Linked DNA regions of Homo sapiens: region 2 is linked to region 1. Evidence: read pairs that join two places in POLR2A ChIA-PET (ENCODE). Cell type or tissue: PC-9. All regions are shown on one strand. Links, peaks and the distances in the headings refer to the core of each region. The heading gives the core; the rest is flanking DNA.

Region 1 (5,000 bases), core at 1-5,000:
TTTGTCAGCTCCATACCTGGTGCTGATCATTTAAATCAATGTTCTGTTATAAACTAGACAGAAATAAGGCAAGTGAATAATTTATGTCAATTTCTCTAATAAAAACTAAATTTTGAAAAGCCAATCTTACAGTGAGTTATCTTGGATATAAAAGATAACTTGCTGCAGGTGTTACATGTTGAAAGGAGAATATTTAAGTAATATTCCTGACCAAGAACCCTTTCCCTATTTCCCCACAAAAAGCAATGAGATGAATTTAAGTCACAGGAGCAAAAATGTATCAAATTTACCTGAGTTGTGGGGTCCTTGGACATATGTTTTTTCAAAATTTTTGAAGCCTTTTCAAATTCTTTGTTTTTGATACAAATAATGACAGCCTAAAAAGGAGGGGAAAAATCTTTTTTTACTTTTGTAATGACAGGTGTAATCAGAATATCAAACATCAAAATAACTCTCTCTCACATCATATCAAATTTCTGTACTTAAAAACTAACAATTATAAAGCCAGGCGCGGTGGCTCACGCCTGTAATCCCAGCACTTTGGGAGGCCAAGGCGGGTGGATCACCTGACGTCGGGAGTTCGAGACCAGCCTGACCAACATGGAGAAACCCCATCTCTACTAAAAATACAAAATTAGCCAGGCATGGTGGTGCATGCCTGTAATCCCAGCTACTCGGGAGGCTGAGGCAGGAGAATTGCTTGAACCTGGGACGCAGAGGTTGCAGTAAGCCGAGATCGCGCCACTGCACTCCAGCCTGGGCAACAAGAGCCAAAACTCCATCTCAAAAAAAACAAACAAACAATTATTGTTCAAGTGTTATGAACCACTGGAAGCTGTCTCTTTCTGCTTGTAAGGTAGTCACTTTTCAACAATACAATGGCTTTTGTTACATGGCTGATAGAGCAAAATCTGATCACCTGGATTACAGACCATTTAACCAATTTCAATAGGGCCTCCTGAGGAAAGACAGAATGGACAGGAGTCATTCTACGTCCTGTAATTTCAGGTCCCCAGAACAATTGATTCTGTTCTTTTTGGATGCAAAAGCTTTAAAGCAAGAGGGGGATGAGGGAGGGAGGATATACTGTAGGCGGAAAGAAAGAGATGTGCTGACCACAGAGTTCTGCTAGTTCCATTCTGGAAAGGCCTAAGGCCAGTTCTGTAGGAGAATGAAGGGACAACCCCTTACTACCATAAACCCCAGCTGGCAACTTCAATTAAAGCACCTAGGGAACTACTGAAGCCAACAAACCCAGGTCATTCACAAGCAGCAAATAAAAAGGGCAAAGTTCCAGGTAAGATAAGGTCTCACCAGCCACAGAGAGAAAGTAGAGTCCTTCCATAAAGAAACCTCAAGAGAATGAGGTTCTCTTGAGGAAAAATAACAGTGACTGAACATTTACAAGGAAGTTATAATATATATGAACATTTTTAAAAATTAGAAAAGCCAACAAAAAATTGGGAGTATTTGAAGTTATATGATAGAATAAAGTAGCTATCTCAAATCCTGTCTGAGAGACACAGATTCTTTAAAAAGACCACCATACAAAAAAAGGCAAGCCGACTGGGTGTGGCAGCTTACAACTGTACAACTGTATTCCCACACTTTGAGAGGCCAAGGTGGGAGGATCGCTTGAGCTCAGGAGTTTGAGACCAGCCTGGGGAACATAGGGAGACCCTGTCTCTCCCCCAAAAAAACCCACCTACCCAGGCATGTTGGTGTGTGCCTGTGGTCCCAGCTACTCGGGAGGTTGAGGTAGGAGGATCACTTGGGTCTGGGAGATCGGGGCTGCAGTGAGCAGTGACTGTACCACTGCACTCCAGCTTGGGCGAAAGAGCGATACCCCGTCTCAAAACAAACAATAAAAGGAAAATTGGTTCACAGATATTTTTGATCTTCACAGGGAAGAATGTACAGAGACACAGACTAAGGGGAAGAATAGCAAGGAAATTCATTAAGTACTAATCTGTTGCTTCTATCCTCAACGTGTTAAGCACAGCCATACAGGGCGGAAGGCAACTGATGTCAAACGCCCTTGAATATGCAGGCACAGTTCTTGCTGCACAGGGAAGGTACAAAGTAAGTCTTCATTTTACTCAGATGACCATATCCATTTATACATCACTTTCAGCAGAAAAACATATGCTCAAACTATACTTACTTTCTTGAATACAAAGTTTTTACTTTTTTAATCATACAGGTCTTACTGTTTTAAAATTCTATTTAACTTGCATACAACAAAATTAACTTGTTTAGGACATCTGGTTTGGAATTTTAACACACGTAGACTCCTGTATCATCCACTACAATGAGGATCCAAAACCCTGCCTTGGCTGTCCTGTGTAGTCACACCTAACCCTGGCAACCACTGATCCCGGTGGCTCATAACTGTAATCCCAGTGCTTTGGGAAACTGAGACAGGAGGATCACTTGAGGCCAGGAATTTGAAACCAGCCTGGGCAACACAGTGAAAACCCATCTCTACAAAAAAGTAGCCAGGCATGGTGGCGTGTGCCTGTGGTCCTAGCTACTCGGGAGGCAGAGGTAGGAGGATCACCCGAGCCCAGGAATTTGAGGGCAGCAGTGAGCTATGATCATGCCACTGCACTCCAGCCTGGGCAGTAAAGCGAGACCCTCTCTCTCTTTAAAAAAAAAAAAAAAAAAAAAAAAAAAAAAAAAAAAAAAAAAAAAAAAAAAAAAAAAGGGCCAGGCGCAGTGGCTCGCGCCTGTAATCCCAGCACTTTGGGAGGCTGAGGTGGGCAGATCATGAGGTCAGGAGTTCAAGACCAGCCTGGTCAGCATGTGAAACCCTGTCTCTACTTAAAATACAAAAATTAGACGGGCATGGTAGTGCGCACCTGTAGTCTCAGGTGCTTGGGAGGCTAAGGCAGGAGAATTGCTTGAACCTGACAGGCAGAGGTTGCAGTGAGCCGAGATTGCGCCACTGCACTCCAGCCTGGGCAACAGAGTGAGACTCCGTCTCAAAAAACAAGAACAAAAAAGCCGTAAGTGTGTAGGACTTTTTTTTTAAAGGATGTAGCCTTGAGCTTGGCTCCTTTCACTCTGTATAAGGCCTTTAAGGTCCATCCATGTTGGTACACTATCAATAGTTCACTTTTTCTTGTTGTTGGGCAGTATTCCATTCCATGCATGTACTATAGTTTATACATTCATCCACTGAAGGACATTTGAGATGTCTGCAATTTATGGTTATTATAAATAGAGATGCTAAAACAGTCTCATTTACTCTAAGGTAAAACTTCTCATTTCTCTAAGGTAAATACCCAAGAATAGGATTGCATGGTCTCATGGAAAATGTGTTTATAAGAAATGGCCAAACTACTTTCTGGAGTAGCTGTATCATCCCGCATTCCCATCAGCAATATATGAGAGTTCCAGTTGCTCCACATCCTCACTAGTGCTTTTTAAAAAATAGGCTAGGTGTGGTGGCTCACGCCTGTAATCTCAGCACTTCAGAAGGCCAAGGTAGGAGGATCACTTGATCCCAGGAGTTCAAGTCCAGCATGGGCAACAGTGAGATCCCATCTCTATTTAAAAAACAGATGAAAATTGCACATACTTATGTACAACATGATGTTTTGAAATATGTAACTAACACTTTTTATAGTTAGGGTTTTTTTTTAATTAATTTTTCTTGAGATAGGGTCTATATCACCCAGGCTGAACTCAAACTCTTGGCCTCAAGCAATCCTCCTACTTCAGGTGCCCAAGTAGCAGGATTATAGGCATGTGACACCATGCCCCACTATCAGTATTTTTTAAAGTTTGGTCCATTCTAATTGGTATTTGAATCTACTGTGGTTTTAATTTGTATTTCCTTAATGAGTAAATGATGTTGAACATCTTTTCATGTAATTTTTTTTTACCATCTACATTATTTTGGGTGAGCTTTTTGCCCATTTAAAACTAGGGTTGTATAGACTTGTTTCTTTTGAGAGCTCTTCATATACTCTAGATACCAGTTCTTTGTCAGGTGTGATTTGTAAATATTTTCTCCCAACCTGTCGATTGCTTTTCCATTCTCTTAACAGTGTTTTTCTCAGAGCAAAAGTTTAAAATTTTGATTAAGTCCTATTCATCAATTTTTCTTCTTATGGATGTTTTTAAATTATTATCTAAGATTTTTTTGCCTAACTCCAGGACATAAAGATTCCTTCATGTTTCCTCTAAGTTTTATGGTTTCACATTTTACATTTAGATTATAATTTTGAGTTAATTTTTGTACAAGATGTGAGCTTATGGTCAAAGTTCATTTCTGCATATGGACATTCAATTGTTTCAATACCATTTGTTGAAAAGACCATCCTTTTCCCATTGAATAGCCTTCACATCTTTGTCAAAAATCAATCAGTCATATTTGTGTGGGTCTGTTTTTAGATGCTCTCTTCTGTTCTACTAATCTCTATAGTCGTAATTACTGTAACTTTCTCATAATTCTTAAAATTGGGTAGTATGAATCCAAATTTTTCTTTCAATATAACACTTTTTGGTTATTTAAATTCCTTTGCTTTTCCATATGTTTTAGAATTAGCCAGTCTGTATCTATAGAAAATCCTGCTGAGGCCAGATAGGGTGGCTCAAATCTGCAATCTCAGCACTTTGGAAGGTTGAGGTGGGAGCGTCACTTGAGCCCAGGAGTTCAAGACCAGACTGTGCAATATGGGAACACAGGGAGACCCCATCTTTACCAAAAAAAAAAAAAAAAAAATTAGCCAGGCAAGGTGGCACATGCTTGTGGTTCCAGCTATTCAAGAGGGTAAAGTGGGAAGAGCACCTGAGCCCAGGAGGTCAAGGCTGCAGTGAGCCATGATTATGCCACTGCATTCCAGCCCGGGTGACAGAGCGAGACCTTGTCACATTGAAAAAAAAAAAAAAAAACTGAGAAAAAGACAAAGAAAAGAAAGAAAATCCCGCTAGGCTGGGTGCGATGGCTCACGTCTGTAATCCCAGCACTCTGGGAGGCCGACGCAGGCGGA
Region 2 (8,354 bases), core at 1,501-6,500, 80 kb after region 1:
ATCAGGCAAGAAAGGCCTTTTGGAACATTTTCAAGACCACCTACATAGGTTTTTATAGAGCTATATTCCAACCTGACTTCAGTTCCAGGAAGAAATTCTTGATCTCTCAGATTTATTTCTTACAGAGGTTTAAATAGGGACTTGGTGTCTAGGATGTAGGTATCTCTCTTCTCCATACTTTATCTGGTTTAAACATTCACCATTAAGAAATGGAAATGGAGTTCATTTCATTGGTTACCTTCCTTTCTCTTGGTTCATGGTTTCTGAATCTTTATGAAGAAGTGATTTTTAAAAGTCAAATTAAAAAGTATCTTCAGCCTATGGGAGAGAGTTTTCATTTCCATTTTCCTTCTTCTCCTTCTTCTACTCCCTGTCTGAACTGCACCATCCCTACTGCCCGCCAAGAAAGAAACACTCAAAATGTTGCTATTCCAAAGTGTAAGTCAGTAACCATTCCCTAATTCTTTTAGAAAACACCTTTCATATTACTTTTATAACACAGGTAAATAATTAATGGTCACCATTGTTTTATTGTTAGATGGATAGTACCTGAGTTGAAGGCCCAGAATTAATATACTAAAAACGTAAAGACTTAAAAACTTAAAGATGTAGCAACAGATTTTTTTTTAACCCGCTTCAATCAAAAATAACTAACTAGAATTAAAAACCATTTGTCTTTGTGAATCTCTTCCTTGCTGGATTAACCCTCATGCTGAGAGCCGTCAATCTCCTACTTATATTTGACTTAACATTTTTCTGGTTTGTTTTTGGTTACGGAAACTCACCTTAGAAACAGACTCAGTGCTCTCTGTGCCAGTTTGCCTGCCTGCTTGCCTGCTCTTTAGCAAGTAACCTATAAATATTCGTGGTCTATGAATTCTCTCTTTGATGATGTATTTACTTCTTGGTTAGCTGTTTTATCACTTAATCTGCCATCAGTTCAAGAGATAAAGTGCATACAAATCGTAACCTGACTAAAAAAGTGGGCACCATTTCATTCATTTCTTCAACAGATATTATCTAGATAATAGTTCAACTGCTTTACTAGTTAAATCTTGTAGTCAAATAGGTCTAGTAATTTGACCTGTTCCCCATTACATTTTTTTTGAGTGAGTATTATAAAATGTACATGGTAAAAAAAAAATTTAAATAGTTCAAAACAGTATACTATAAAAAAAGTTGGCCGGGGGCGGTGACTCACGCCTGTAATCCCAGCATTTTGGGAGGCTGAGGCGGGCGGATCACGAGGTCAGGAGATAGAGCCCATCCTGGCTAACATGGTGAAACCCCGTCTCTACTAAAAATACAAAAAATTAGCCGGCCGTGGCGGCGGGCAACTGTAGTCCCAGCTACTCGGGGCAGGAGAATGGCGTGAACCTAGGAGGTGGAGCTTGCAGTGAGCAGAGATCGCGCCACTGCACTCCAGCCTGGGCGACAAAGCGAGACGCCGTCTCAAAAAAAAAAAAAAAAAAAAATTCCCTCGTATATCCAGCTCTGAGACTTTTAGTTCCCCTTCCCTGGAGGTAACCAGCCATCATTTTTTTGTTGTTGTTTACTCTTCCAAAGATTCCATGCATTCATAAGGATGGATGGATGGATAGACAGACAAACCAACCATCATTTCCTTTAAAAAAGTAAAAAGCTGGCCGGGCGCGGTGGCTCAAGCCTGTAATCCCAGCATTTGGGGAGGCCCAAAATTTGAGTAGTCCCAGGTACTCGGGAGGCTGAGGCAGGAGAATGGCGTGAACCCGGGAGGTGGAGCTTGCAGTGAGCTGAGATCGCGCCACTGCACTCCAGCCTGGGCGACAGAGCGAGACTCCGCCTCAAAAAAAAAAAAAAAAAAAAAGGTAAAAAGCCTCATACATACTATTCTTCACCTTGCTTCTCTTTACTTAAAAATTTTATTTGTTGGCTGCACACTGTGGCTCACGACTGTAGTCCCAGCACTTTGGGAGGCTGAGGTGGACGGATCACACGAGGCCAGGAGTTCGAGACCAGCCCGGCCAACATGGCGAAACCCCGTTTCTACTAAAAATACAAAAATTAGCTGGGAATGGTGGTGTCCCAGCTACATGGGAGGATGAGGCGGTAGAATGGCTTGAACCTGGGAGGCACAGGTTGCAGTGAGCCAAGATTGTGCCAGTGCACTCTAGTCTGGGTGACAGAACGAGACCCTGTCTCAAAAAAAATTTTTTTTTTATTCATCATTATTTCTTGTCAGTTTATTAACATCTTTTGGGCTGGGGGCGGTGGCTCACGCTTGTAATCCGAGCACTTTGGGAGGCCCAGCTGGGTGGATCACGAGGTCAAGACCATCTTGGCCAACATGGTAAAACCCTGTCTCTGCTAAAAATACAAAAATTAGCTGGGCGTGGTGGTGCACACCTGTCGTCGCAGCTACTCGGGAGGCTGAGGCAGGAGAATCGCTTGAACCCGGGAGGCGGAGGTTGCAATGAGCCGAGATTGTGCCAATGCACTCCAGCCTGGTGAGAGAGCGAGACTCTGTCTCAAAAAAAAAAAAAAGATCTTTCTCATTTTTTAAGTAGATATTTAGTATTCCATAGATGAAAGTGTTGATGTGATGACATTTGCTTTCGAAGGATTTGATCTGTTTTTTAAAACAAATAAAATTGTCTCCATAGAGGCTTAACGTGTTTTTTTAACTTCATTTTTAACTTAAGAAGCTTGACTTATGAAATCTAGTAAATTTTACATGTTAGAAGCAGTCTATTAATTGCATTTAAAGTTACATTTTTTCTCCCAGATGCTACTGACTTTTATTATACATACAGTTTTCTGTTATATAATGTATTATGTAACATACAGTTTACTTCTTTTATGAGAGAAACTAAAAGGAATATATTGTTTATAATTATGAAATATAGTTAGTTGATTACATCAAATTAAAAATTTTATTTTTAAGAATTATTTAATATCCCTACCATACCTACTACCTAATTTATTAAAGTTTGGAATGGGATGCTGATGCCCTTTAGACAAGCAGTGATTGCTATTTACCAGAGAATTTTGTCTGGTTATTTCCTGATTTCTTGTGTGTTTTTTTGTTTTGTTTTGTTTTTGGGCGGGGGAACGGAGTGTTGCTCTGTCACCCAGGTTGGAGTGCAGTGGCGCGATCTCGGCTCTGCAACCTCCGCCTCCTGGGTTCAAGCCATTCTCCTCCTGCCTCAGCCTTCTGAGTAGCTGGGATTACAGGCGCCTACCACCACGCCTGGCTAATTTTTGTATTTTTAGTAGAGATGGGGTTTCACCATGTTGGCCAGGCTGGTCTCGAACTCCTGACCTCAGGTGATCCACCTGCCTTGGCCTCTCAAAGTGCTGGGATTACAGGCATGAGCCACCAGCTACTGCACCTGGCTTATTTCCCATTTTCATATACACTTATATTTTGTAACATAATCTTTTGAAAGAAAGCATAGAATGTGATGACAAAATTACTCCTGAAAGACAAAATACCCTTTGCTGAGGGTTCTCAAGGACTAATGTCTTCTATTGGTAAAGCTCTACTTAGAAATGATGTATAGTTTTGCAAAACAGGGTTCAGAAGGGTAAGGAAACATTCTTTTCAAATCAGCCCTCCAATGTTATAACAAATTTTTCACTTCTTAAGTCCTGATAGAGATCATCCTGTGAATGTGTTAATTTTTTTTCTTGAGTGAGGTGTTATATATTTTATCACAATGAGTTCTTAAGAGAGTTTATAGCAATTTGTTTTAGGGGCTGTTTTTCATCTTTGAATTTTGCCATATCTACAGGGAAATTTTTTTATATAACGGTTTGACTCTAGGATTATATACTTTGCAAGGCAGTAATTGTTAAATTATATTCACATCCAGAAAGAAATGGTTCTTACTGACTTGAATATTTTAGTACATTGGAGCTTCATGAGAAGGCTGTCCTCAAGATCCATACCACATGACTGTGTCATAGTTGGGACTGTAAAATGCTGAAATCATATACCTTCAATACTCAAAACATTTTAGGTGGTAAAATGAACCTAATATTAAAATTCATATAGTGTTAGCTCATGCTATAAGGTCCATGGTATTAAGGGGGAGAAATCTTTTCCAGTTTAGAATTTGAAGCCAGAAGTTCCCAACTTGTTTTTCATAAGTTACTGGCCACAGGGATACCAAAGTGTTCCAAATTCAAAGCTACACAGTCTCTACCAGACCACCTAAATACCCATTACATTTGCCAAAGGTGTCCTGTGGCTTAAAATCTACTTTTTCCAATTTTAAATACTTAGAATCCTCTTGGAATAGCAATGTAGGAATTAAAACATAAAGTCTTTATATACCTTATATTTGCCTTTTAAGCTTTTGAAAGCCTAAATGTAAGCTGTATAGGCTGAAGGTATAATGCCCTGTTTTTTGGGGTTTTTGTTTTGTTTTGTTTTGTTTTTGAGACAGAGTGTCACTCTGTTGCCCAGGCTGGAGTGCAGTGGCACGATCTTGGTTCACTGCAACCTCCGCCTCTTGGGTTCAAGTGATTCTCCTGCCTCAGCCTCTCAAGTAGCTGGGACTACAGGTGTGTGCCACCACACCCAGCTAATTTTTTTGTAGTTTTAGTAGAGATGGGGTTTCACCCTGTTAGCCAGGATGGTCTCGAGCTCCTGACCTCATGATCCGCCTGTCTCGGCCTCCCCAAGTGCTGGGATTATAGGCATGAGCCACTGCACCCGGCTTCCCTGTCTGTCGTAATGCGTCATAATCATGATTCTGGTTCATTCTTTCCTACATTTATGTCCTGATGACAAAGTACACTCCATTCCTTAAGTGTGTGCTCTTCTCTCATGTTTTCTCATAAACAAAGTTCATCGTGAAATCCACACCCATTGACCCCCACATCCTTTCTATGTGGTTGCCAGTTGAGACATTTCTTTGTTGTTCTCTTTTTTTTTTTTTTTTTTTGGTGGGGGGACGAAATCTCACTCTTGTCACCAGGCTGGAGTGCAACGGTGTGATCTCGGCTCACTGCAACCTCTGCCTCCCGGGTTCAAGCGATTCTTCTGCCTCAGCCTCCTGAGTAGCTGGGATTACAGGCACACACTGCCATGCCCAGCTAATTTTTGTATTTTTAGTAGAGATGGGGTTTCACCATGTTGGCCAGGATGATCTTGATCTCCTGACCTCGTGATCCGCCCACCTTGGCCTCTCATGTAATTCATGCCTGGGATTACAGGCATGAGCCACCGCGACTGGCCTTTTTGTCATTCTCTTAATCTTATCAAATTGGGTCAGTGCTTATGGTGCGACAAGGATCTGGGAAATTACTCCTCTATGTAGCTGGTGGAAGAGAGAAAAATCTACTTACGGTAGTGCTTCTTCAGTCTTCCTAGACATAAGAGAATGGTGTTTTCTTCTCTCTACCCTTTAGAAGCCTGCTGCTCTAGGTTTCACCACAATGTCCTTGGCTCAGAAAATTGTGTTGAGATAATTGAATATGACTTTAGAATTCACATTGATCTGAGCTTTTCGTTTTACAAACGAGGAAACTGATTTATAACATTGGGCTTGAAGATATTAGATATAATTTTAATTTTGAGCAGCTTTATAAATATTCTATTCAGGTATTACAAAATATTTCCTTTTTCCCTAAAAAGTCCGTCTTTTGTGTTTATATGTATATAAATATATTTATTTATTTTTGAGACAGGGTCTTGATCTGTCCTCCAGGCTGGAGTACAGTGGCACAATCCTAGCTCACTATAGCCTTGAACTCCTGGGCTCAGGTGATCCTCCTGCCTCAGCCTTCCCAGTGTTGGGATTCACCAGATGTGAACCAAGGTGCCCAGCCCTACTTATTTATTTTAGTGGGGAATTAAAGCCTTAATGAACCTTGAACTTGAGGAACCAGTTTTATTTAAACAGTTAATTTCCATGAGTTTTGAGCTAAAGTCAGAGTAGACTTAACAGCAATTTGTTTTAGAACCTATAATACCAAAACTCACAGCAATTTTGTTGTTTGCCAGTGTATTCTAAGCTTTTCGAAGAAAAAGAAGCATGCATATTAATTGCTTGGTAGGGGTTATGCTGGAAGAACTTTGGATTTGATTCACCACTTGTAACTAAAATCATAGTATTGCAATTATTACTTTCCAGGCCAAAGATTGAGAGCATTAAAATCTGGGCATGGACATAACCAGCTAGATATGCCTCAATACCTGAAGGGATAAATTAAAGTCAACTATAAACTGTAAGCTTTTCACTTAAGCATCCATTAGCTTTAGTCTAGTGCTTAGCTGTGGAAATGAAGACTGGGGGGAACTGTGCCTAGGGGAAGGGTGGAGGTGAAGGGAGGTTATGTGTTAATAGAACTTTTTTCATTTCAGTTTAAAAACAAGCGATTTGGTTTATTTCCAAATTTGGCTGAGAGTCCTGGCTGCTAAGAGCTGTGCCTTCAACATCTCTTTGATTATTATGTATTTGATTAAAAGTGGGGTCACTATGGTTTGCATCTACTTGGCTATCAGTATCCTAAAGGGAGTGTATGCCTCTTTCTCTTCTCTTTCCTTTAATGGGTTAGACAGGTTGGTCTTTTTTTTGCGTCCCCAGGGATGGATTGATCTTAAAACAGGCACATTTTGCAGTACTTAGTTCAAAGAACACCATATGTTTTAAGTTATTTATTGTTTAGAAATTTTTACATTTCAGCATAGTACGGTTTTGGCTGTCTTTGTTCTCTTTCTTCTTCAGTTGCTTATTACCTTTTTCTAAGGCTCACCCTACTTAGCAGAGATCCAGGGCTTTTGATTGTAAAAGAGGCTAAAAGCTTTGAAATTTAGAGAATCCATTTATATGAAGTATATGATTTTTACTCTAATTATAGATTAAACATCATAATACATATATTATGCTGTGATGCTCTCATATAAGCCTTTCAAATTATCCCTTTTAAAAATAGTAACTACATTTTTTGTCTATAAATCATTGGTATTTATGTAGCTAAAGCATAAAAGACCATGAACATTTTCTTGATGGAATTCAATTATTTCTCGGTTACTGTAGTGGAATATTTATTTTAAAAGGCAGCATTATAAATTAACTTGATGCACATACTACCATCGCTACCACTCCTACCTTCCGAATCTGTAGATAGTAACATTTGTTGTATTTTTCAAAGATTGACTTGTAACTCATTTTAATTAATCGGATCCTTACTAGACTAGTTGAAATGTCCCAGATAATGATAATCATTAAAGTCTTAAAGAAGTATAGAAGTATGTTAATATGGTTTCTTTAAAACCTTTCGTTTGCCATTTTTCTTGCCTACAGACTAATTTCTTTCAGGTTTGGGGCATGTATTCATTTGCATGACAGTGTTTTGGATATATGAAATTAAAACTCATTTCATGGACTGCTCTAAAGTATATTGGGGCCAATGTGATTGGTTTCTGGAAATTCTTGGAGATTATTGAAAACGGTGGTTAAGCAGAGCTAATATTCCATGTTCATACCCTGATATACTTCTACATTTTGCAAAGATGGTATTTTGGGCAGCAGCAACCTATGCTAAAGGGTTATTGTCCTCTGGCAGTAAGTTAGCAGGCCTTTTGTACTATACAGCTGGTTAATGGAATCAATAACTCGTTTGATACTTGAATTGAGTAAAAAAATTGTAATAACAGCTTTATCGTGATACAATTCACATACCATACAGTTTACCTATTTAAAATGTACAAATCAATGGTTTTTAGTGTATTTACAGAACTGTGCAGTCTATTTTAGAACAATTTCCTCACTCCAAGAAGAAACCCCATATTCATTAGCAGTCGTTTTCCATTTCCCCACAACTCGTCCTCCTCACACCAGCCCTAGGCAACCACTACTAATCTACTTCTAACTCTATTGATTGTCCTGTTGTGAACATTTTATGTAAACAGATTTATATAATATGTAGTCTTTTGTGTCTGCTTTCTTTCACTTAGGATAATGCTGTGAAGTTTGTAGCATATATCAATACTTCAGTACTTTTTATTGCCAAGATTTGTTTTTTAAGATTATTTTATCATTTTCTTTCCCTTGACTCCATTTTTTCTCTTTTCATTGTGAAATCAATTCTAAGGTCTCCTGTCATAATTATTATGATTTCAAGGAGTGAACCAGTATATTTTTGTGATCTACAAGCAATCATCTGTATGATCTAGAGCATTTCACAGTTGATCTACATGTTAGAAGAGCTTTTTGGACTTTAAAAAATGTTTTTAGAAAGTGTGATGTTAGCTATTGCCAGTGGCAAGCCCAGCTGAACCAGGTACATCATCATGACCACAGAGTAGTCCATTTCAATATAGTTTGTATCATTAACATTTTTTAACATCTAAAAAAGTTTAG

Evidence for each region. ChIA-PET counts read pairs that join two places held together with the same protein. Peaks named below come from ENCODE experiments on the same cell type or tissue, not always from the same donor. Only the 100,000 strongest peaks of a DNase experiment are listed, where the experiment ranks them.
Region 2: POLR2A ChIA-PET joins it to region 1 with 8 read pairs; 7 of 35 experiments call an interaction of 5 or more read pairs at or near these places.

Annotation. Positions count from the first base shown.
Region 1 is chr16:69,371,979-69,376,978 of GRCh38, forward strand. TERF2 (telomeric repeat binding factor 2) reads right to left here. Exons shown (of 10, transcript NM_005652.5): 4 at 291-377. Among named protein-coding and RNA genes, the nearest start is that of TERF2, 12 kb to the right of the region's middle. RefSeq lists an enhancer at 1-47. In PC-9, for the core only: no CTCF peak of the experiment used is centred there; no DNase peak of the experiment used is centred there.
Region 2 is chr16:69,450,489-69,458,842 of GRCh38, forward strand. All of the region lies in intron 3 of CYB5B (cytochrome b5 type B), which reads left to right. Among named protein-coding and RNA genes, the nearest start is that of CYB5B, 30 kb to the left of the region's middle. RefSeq lists a silencer at 4,488-4,705. In PC-9, for the core only: no CTCF peak of the experiment used is centred there; no DNase peak of the experiment used is centred there; H3K27ac peaks cover 2,227 bases.